Linked DNA regions of Homo sapiens: region 1 is linked to region 2. Evidence: chromatin loops called from intact Hi-C (ENCODE). Cell type or tissue: tibial artery. All regions are shown on one strand. Region 1 overlaps GMDS (GDP-mannose 4,6-dehydratase). Region 2 overlaps GMDS (GDP-mannose 4,6-dehydratase).

What was found. A loop is a pair of places that touch in the nucleus more often than their neighbours do. Peaks named below come from ENCODE experiments on the same cell type or tissue, not always from the same donor. Only the 100,000 strongest peaks of a DNase experiment are listed, where the experiment ranks them.
Region 1: it touches region 2 in a loop (2.1-fold over the local background); 15 of 110 quality-filtered maps call a loop at or near these places.

Annotation. Positions count from the first base shown.
Region 1 is chr6:2,125,564-2,129,563 of GRCh38, reverse strand. The region is part of intron 1 of GMDS (GDP-mannose 4,6-dehydratase); the gene reads left to right. Among named protein-coding and RNA genes, the nearest start is that of GMDS, 120 kb to the left of the region's middle. In tibial artery, no CTCF peak of the experiment used is centred here; a DNase peak (open chromatin) is centred at 1,982; H3K27ac peaks cover 1,829 bases.
Region 2 is chr6:2,182,927-2,186,926 of GRCh38, reverse strand. All of the region lies in intron 1 of GMDS (GDP-mannose 4,6-dehydratase), which reads left to right. Among named protein-coding and RNA genes, the nearest start is that of GMDS, 61 kb to the left of the region's middle. In tibial artery, no CTCF peak of the experiment used is centred here; no DNase peak of the experiment used is centred here.

The sequences.
Region 1 (4,000 bases), 57 kb after region 2:
GATCTAAACAAAGAGATTCGTTTTATTAGTGGTGTGGTTTCTTTAGCCCAGTACCATGACCGTATCCTGTTCAAAGAAGCCGCCACAGGGTGCTTAAGTAGAAACATACAGTATGATTTAGCATGCAGTTCAGAGGGGCCAGGTTCTCACATTGCATGTAAGAAAGTTCCCTTTTCGTTTGTCTGTCTGGGCTACTTATTCATCTGTATTGGAAGAGAGGAGAAAAATGCTAGTCTTCCTGTGTTGCGGGAGGATGGCTTGCCCTCGTACATAGGTGTTGGGATGGGGTGTGTGTGGGGGATGTGTGGATGTGAGATCAGTCTTTTTTTTAGCCATCTGTGGTCATTGAGAAACACAGAAACTTTCTGTGTTTCTTTCAGCTTTTCATAGTTGTGGAATTTTAGGTAGTTGTCATACTGTAGTCAAAACATGATTCTGTGAATTTCTGGAATTGGTCTTTAATTTTTACATAACTCTGTCTGGAACATTTCTGAGTACTTCATGAAAAGTGAGGGTCCATCCCCTCGGAAGAACAGGATAGGCGTCAGGAACACTGAAACCTGGCCCCATGGGACCCTGGTGCCCTGCCCTTTGGCCCCAAAGCTGGACCTACAACCACCAGCAATCTAAATCCACCTCCAAACAACACTGAACAACTGCATGGGCAGTGCCAGTCCCCCAAAAACCCAGACCGGGAAAATCTCAGGTGCTGTATCCTTTCTCCCTCCTCTGAGCTCTGGAGTGTTCTAAAATTACATGACTTCTCTGCATTTGGGTCACTTGATTAGAACTGGAAGCACTGTTTCATCCATAAAATACCCTGTAATGGAAAATGACTACATCAACTTGGTTTGAAAATGTATCTTTTATGGTCTCTTATTATTTTGTTGGGTTTTGACATGTTTTGGTGCCAGGTAGAGGAGTGGGAGGAAGGAGATTATTTTCTACTTCAAAACAGTGGGTGGCTAGGATTCTAGTCCTGGCTTTGTCTGTAACTAGTGTGATATTAGAAAAGTTGGCTAACCCCCCTGTGCCTCAGTTACCCGAGATGCCAAATATCTGCCCACCTTCCTAGCTTAGTTCTTGCGAGAGTAGGATGGGTGGCTCACACCTATAATCCCAGCACTTTGAGAGGCTGAGGCAGGTGGATCACCTGAGGTCAGGGGTTTGAGAACAGCCTGGCCAACATGGTGAAACCTGTCTCTACTAAAAATACAAAAAATTAGCTGGGTGTGGTGGTGGGCACCTGTAATCTGAGTTACTCAGGAGGCTCAGGCAGGAGAATCACTGGAACCTGTGAGATGGAGGTTGCAGTGAGCCGAGATTGCACTATCGCACTCCAGCCTGGGCAACAAGAGTGAAATTCTGTCTCAAAAAAAAAAAAAAAGGAAAATATTTCTGTGTCTTGAAAATGTTAAAGCCATGGTGATTGCTCAAAATAGTATGGCATTTAATATAAAATAGATACCCTTAATAGCCCACGTGTAAAATTAAACTTAAAAGGGTCATATTGGGACATTATCTTTACAACTAAAGAGTTTTCTGTAACAAGGATTGAACCTAGGCAGGACTTTATACCAGAATAATTGTGTTCATACTGAATGAGTTACAGATTTAGTCTGTTTGTTCCTTGTTTCAGAGGAGTCAAGCGTCAGAACTTAATGGTGGTTGTAGGTTCTCATTTGCTGTGACATTTCAGTCATTAGTCTGATTGGAGCATTCTTTATCAGCTCTGTGCTTCAAGAGGAGGCGGAAACCACCATCCTGTTGGCTTGGCGGACGTCTGCCTGCTCAGATACCACGTCTCTCCTGGAGTCCCCCAGGGGCCTGGGGAAAGGACGAGGGGGCGGCCAGCTGGGCCCCCTGGGCTGGGGACCAGGAGCCCTCGCTCGGCTCGTTTCCCACTCATTGTGCGGCCCAGGCCCTATCACTCGAGAGGCCTGGCAAGGAAGTGAGGAGGAAGCCGGTGCCACTACTGGTTCAGAATGTTCCAGTGTGGTTGGAAAGTCTGAGAAGCAGCCTGGGTGAGAAGAACAAGACCTTATTGACAGGGTTCAGTCCTGGTCAGGTCTGTTTCACATCAGCTCTCTAAATAATCACAGCTCTTGCCACCTCAGGGATCTCTAGCACGTTTACCTCTGGCTTTTTTTTTTTTAAACATTTAATGTAGCTATGGTAGAACACAAAGCATTCAAACTTTTTATTCCAAGAGAATGATTAGAAGTATAGTGTTGCCTGCTTCAAAACAATAATAGCAAAACAAAGTCCAAACTTCATACTTTACAGGGCTTTCCAACCTACTGCCAAATTATTAGTCTTATTGCAAATATTTTTCTATTAAGCTGTTTTCTCATTGATTGATTTATAGGGATATTGATTATCCTATAATAACATTTTCAGTGGTTGTGTAGCCCGACTTGGCTTGTCATGGTCTGAATTGGTCAGTGTCATTATCTAACTTAGATAATGGTCAGTGTCATTATCTGACATATATTTTAGATATGTAAAAACGGTAAGAATTGTAAGAATGGGATTAAAAAAGAATATGCCAAACATTTTCTCTTCTGCACATGAATCTATAAACTAGAATATTTACCTCAAGAAGTCAGAAGAAAATCTGCTGGAGATTTTAGCCCTGGCATGGTGGCTAACGCCTGAATCTCAGCCTTTGGGAGGCCCAGGCAGGCAGATCACGTGAGGTCTAGAGTTCCAGATCAGCCTGGCCAACATGGTGAAAACCCGTCTCTACTAAAAATATGAATATTAGCTAGGGGTGGTGGCACGCACCTGTAATCCCAGCTATTTGGGAGGCTGAGGCACGAGAATCGCTTGAACCCGGAGGCAGAGGTTGCAGTGAGCCACGATAACAGCACTGCACTCCGGCCTGGGTGAAAGAGCGAGACTCCATCTTAAAAAAGAAGAAGAAGAAGAAAATCTGCTCTAGGTTTTAATGAACCACAGAATGTGTCCCTTGTATGCTTTGCCTTGTCATTCTGCCTGAATTTATGCATGACTTCTGCATTAATGTAGTAAACACACACTTGGCAGTCCTTTCATTTTCAGGACCCATAGGGTGTTTCCAATTCCAGCTTTTGGTCAAGTAATAAGAAAAAGGTTTTTTGTTTTTTTTTCCCCCTGGAATATCTGGTAGGAGCTTTTGAAGCTCTAAGGGATATTTAAAGCCTGTTCAAATTGAAGAAACCGAAGAAAACCCAAACGTCCCCAACCACTTCTGAGGACACGAATTTCCAGTGGTTGGAGCTTCCCATTTTTATCTTTTCGTCTGAATGAGATGGATGGGGACCCTCTAGTTGGGCAGAAAGCAGAGGAGCAGTTATGGGATCGACTGCAAAATGTCTAACCAATTTATTTTCTGAGAGAGGCTGGTGACTTTTTATAGCACCTACAGAATGGTGATTTTTGAACTTTTGACCTATTAAATAGTTTAATTATATGTCTCTCATACTTTCCCTCTAAAAGTGGCACATGAAATATTTTAGGTCAAATGAAGACCCCTACCCAGAAATTTTAAAAATAATTATTAAGAACCAGTTGAGAATCTCTGTATTTTGTCAGACACCTTCATTTTAAGGCAGGAATTAGCTATATGATTTAAGATTAATACAAAGGAAATACGATTTTATAAAAAAAGAGAATATCTTCTTTTTTTAAAAGTTCATTTGTATGTGTGCATAATAATACAAATCTGATCCCCATCCCTGCTCCCTGCCACCTTAAAACCTTTTCAAGCCTTCAGTGATTTTCCAGAACCTTTAGGGTTAGCAGCCAGCTGTGGCCATTGCCTGGAAAGGCCAGCCCTCCAAAGGTACTCACCTTCCTCCACATCCCCCTGGCCTTCTTTATTCTACCATGGAGTCTTTTCCTCTCCACACTAGCCCTTCTATATCCCCAACCCACCTAGTTCCCATCTTATCCCCTTCCCCAGTGATTTTTTTTTTCTTTCCCTCTGGAGACAATGTCTCCCTCTGCCACCCAGGCT
Region 2 (4,000 bases):
TATCGAAAGTATAAAGCTTATCCACATGCATAATTATAAATATGAAATATATGTACACGTATATATACTATTTGTGCAATGTGGCAAATCCAAATACAGACTTCTTTTAGGCACCCGTTTTAAACTCCAACAGTGAGAGAATTAGTACATAACCACTCAGTAATTTCAGTTCTTCACCTTGATTAGTCAGATCCTCCTAAGCGAAACTGTGTAGGTGGTTGTGTGGTTTTTAGTACTTGCTTGACAGAATGGATTTTTTTTCTCTAAATTAATAAATATACCTAAACAATGGTCTTCAGTGTGTATTAGAGCAAATGCTTGAAGGCAGCTGGAAGGGACATCAAATACAGAGATGAAGTTCTTTTAGCATGTTTAATTTATTATGGAAAGGCTAGCGAACACATTGTTTCTGCAGAAGTAACTGTAGGGGCTTGTTATAGATTCCTCTTTCATCCAGGTTGATTCAGATATTCAAGTGTATTAATGGAAATCTTTAAATAGTGCCCTTTGCCTTATTTTGGGAATCAGCTAAGTTGAGTAGGTAGACTTATGCCAGATTTCATTAATTGGTATTTTTGCTAATTTTAAGGGATACTTAAAAATATCCCCTGATTACAGTAACATAAACATCTGAAGTGATTTTTGAATTGCTACACAAACAGTATTCTATTAACATTGTACATTAAAACATTGCAGCGGTCCGCATAGGCTGTGGAAATGAGTAGATTTCATTTTCCTACATTCCCTTTATGTTTCTGTTTGTACACTTGGTTTTTACATGGCAAATTTCATTGGTTCCTAGTGCCAGTTTGGCTTCATTAGAACCACCTGGCAACTCTGTTCACTACAGTTTGGGTGACTTGAAGCCTAGCCAAGTTTGGGACTCATTGGTAAGAACATTGTATTTAATATAAGAATTTAATAAATATATGTTAACTTATTTTTTGAGAATTATTACTAAACGCGTGGTTCTCAGTTTTCTCATTTGTAAAATGGGAATAATAACAATCTGCAGAGTTTTGGGGGAGATAATGAGTTGATTGAATGACAGTGGAAGGAATGTGAGCATATTCTAGAAACTCAGGGTGCAGCCCCAGCCTTACTACATAGACGAGGCTGATGTGTTCTGAATGGGGACCTTATTTTAATCACAAGCTGATGAGGCTTCAGGAAATTGGGTTATGGATTTGTTAGGTTTAACATTATCTTGGCCCTAGGGTGGCAGTATTTAGGCATTGATTACATCTTGGGTGGCTCTTTTAACTGCTCATCTGAGACATGTGGGTGAAGGAACTTGCACACAGGGTGGAATGACACAGGGCAGCCTTGGTACACATCTGGGCAGTTTAGCTGTGGAAAATGAGTAAAATGGCTGTAACTGTATTTATTGTTGTTGGCTCCAGACACTCGTTGAAGATGTTTAACTCTTCCACATTGTTGGATCCTCAGAGTTGGTATCTCAATGTGTACCAATTTAGAAGTAATTATTTTGATTAAAATATTTGGTTGGTGTACAATACAAAGAATACGTAATGTAAAGTGCAGTAGTTTTGAGGAAGAAATGGTGGTGTACATGAGAGTCAGAAGTACCACATTGGATCAGATGCATGCCAATATGCTGCAGCTGGCGGTGACCACAGGCATGTTTTGTAGGAGGATGTTGTTGTTGATATCAACTTTGAAAAAACTTAAGTTTGTTCAGTAATTGTATCCCAGCTTTCATTTCTTCCTCCCTGATTAGGATGCATTTGGCATACTTCACTGCTTAGCTAAGTGCTGAAGATTTTTCAGAACTCAGGAAAAACCGTGGAGTCAAATCTAAGTTTAAAGCTGGCTTTGCCTTGTCGGCTTGACCAATAGCCTATCCTCCCTGGGCCTCCACCATAGAACGTGAGCCCTGTGAGTGCAGGGATCTTGTCTGTTTTGTTGATCGCTTCAATTCCAGTGCCTAAAACAGTGTCTGGTACAGATCAACACATAAATGAATAGCGACTCTAGAGTGTGGCAAGTATTGTGAAAGGAATTAGCTTGGTGGCACACTGGAGCAATGTCACAGTCTTATCTGCTGACAGTTGTGTGCTGATTACAATGGTTCCCAATGGTATAAACACAGAAAACAAGAGACTTTTATGGTAATATGATAGATTTTTTGACTGTTAATGCTGATAATGAGAATTTTGGGCTTGTATTTTATATGTTTTTAAAGTTACATTTTTAAAAGAAAATTTTTTATTGAATTTTTACAAAAGTTTTATGACAGATTGACAATGAAAAACAATGGGTCCTTCATCACAGATAGTTTGGGAAGCACCGTGCTAGAGAGTGACAGGGAATGATAGCTATGTAGGTCCGGGCAGCCTCTCTGAGCTGAGATTTGAACTGAAATCTAAAGTCATCAGAGAGGACCTTTCTAGGCAGAACAAATAGAAGTGCAAAGACCTCAAAGTAGCAAAAAGCCTAGTTAGTGTGTTCAAGGGATGGAAAGAGGCCAGGAGTATAATGAGGAAGAGAATCGTTAAGAGAGGTGGGGGGAAGGTAGGCAAGGGCCAGATCTTCTAGGGGCTTAATTGACTTGGTCATGAGTTTTAGTTTTATTCTTAGTGCCAGTTGTTGAGTGGAAGTGGTGTCTCACGTGTGGTTTGAGATCACTTTTGCTGCATATGGATTTTAGGGAGCCAATAGTGAAAGAAAATATACCTATTAAGAGGCTATTACAGTAGTCAGGCGAGAGATGTTGGAGGATTGGATAAAAGTGTGGGCAGAGAAAATGGAGAGAAGTTGACCGCCTGTATGATACAGGCATACCTCTGAGATATTGTAGATTTGGTTCCAGACCACTGTGATCCCAAAGTGAATATGACAATAAAATGAGTCACATGAATATGTAAGTTATATATAACTTATGCATATACAAGTTATATATAACTTATGCATATATAAGTTATGTTGTGCATATATGTTATGTTGACACTGTACTGTAGTCTATTAAGTGTACAGTAGCATTATATCTAAAAAATGTACATAACTAAAGTATATCTTATGCTAAAGAATGCCAGTGATCATCTGAACCTTCAGTGAGTTGTAATCTATTTGCTAGTAGAGGGTATTGCCTCCCTTTTAGTGGCTGCTGACTGATCAGGGTGGTGGTTGCTGAAGGTTGGGGTGGCTGTGGCAATTTCTTACAATAAGACAATAATAAAGTTTGCCACATTGGTTGACTCCTCCTTTCACAAAAGATTTCTCTGTGCCATTCAGCTGTTTGCTAACATTTTACTCACTGTAGAACTTCTTTAAAAAAGGGAATCAATCTTCTCAAACCCTGCTGCTGCTAAATTTATCAACTAAGTTTATGTAATACTCTTTGTTGCTATTTCAACAATGTTCATAGCATCTTCACCAGGAGTAGATTTGATCTCAACAGACTACTTTCTTTGCTTATCTATAAGAAGCAACTCCTCAGCCATTCAAGTTTTATCATGATATTGCAGCAATTCAGTCCTATCTTCAGGCTGCACTTCTGTGGTTCTTCCTCCATGGCAGTCTTGACCCTCTCAAAGTCATCCATGAGGATTGGAATCAACTTCTTCCAAACTTATGTTAATAAGTTCCAAACTTATGTTAATGTTGCTATTTTGACCCTTTTCCATGAATCATGAATCTAGAATGGTGAATCCCTATCTAGAAGATTTTCATTCCATTAGATGAATCACTTGCTGTGGCAGGTATAGCCTAAGAAAAATGCATTTCTTAAATAATAAGACTGAAAGTTGAAATTACTCCTTGATCCATGGGCTGCAGAATGGATGTTGTGTTAGCAGGCATGAAAACAACATATTAACCTCCTTGTACATCTCCATCAGAGCTCTTGGGTAACTAGGTACATTGTCAGTGAACAGTAATGATTTGCAAATAATCTTTTGTCTGGGCGTGGTGGCTCACACCTGTAATCCCAGCACTTTGGGAGGCTGAGGCAGGCAGATCGTTTGAGCCCAGGAGCTTG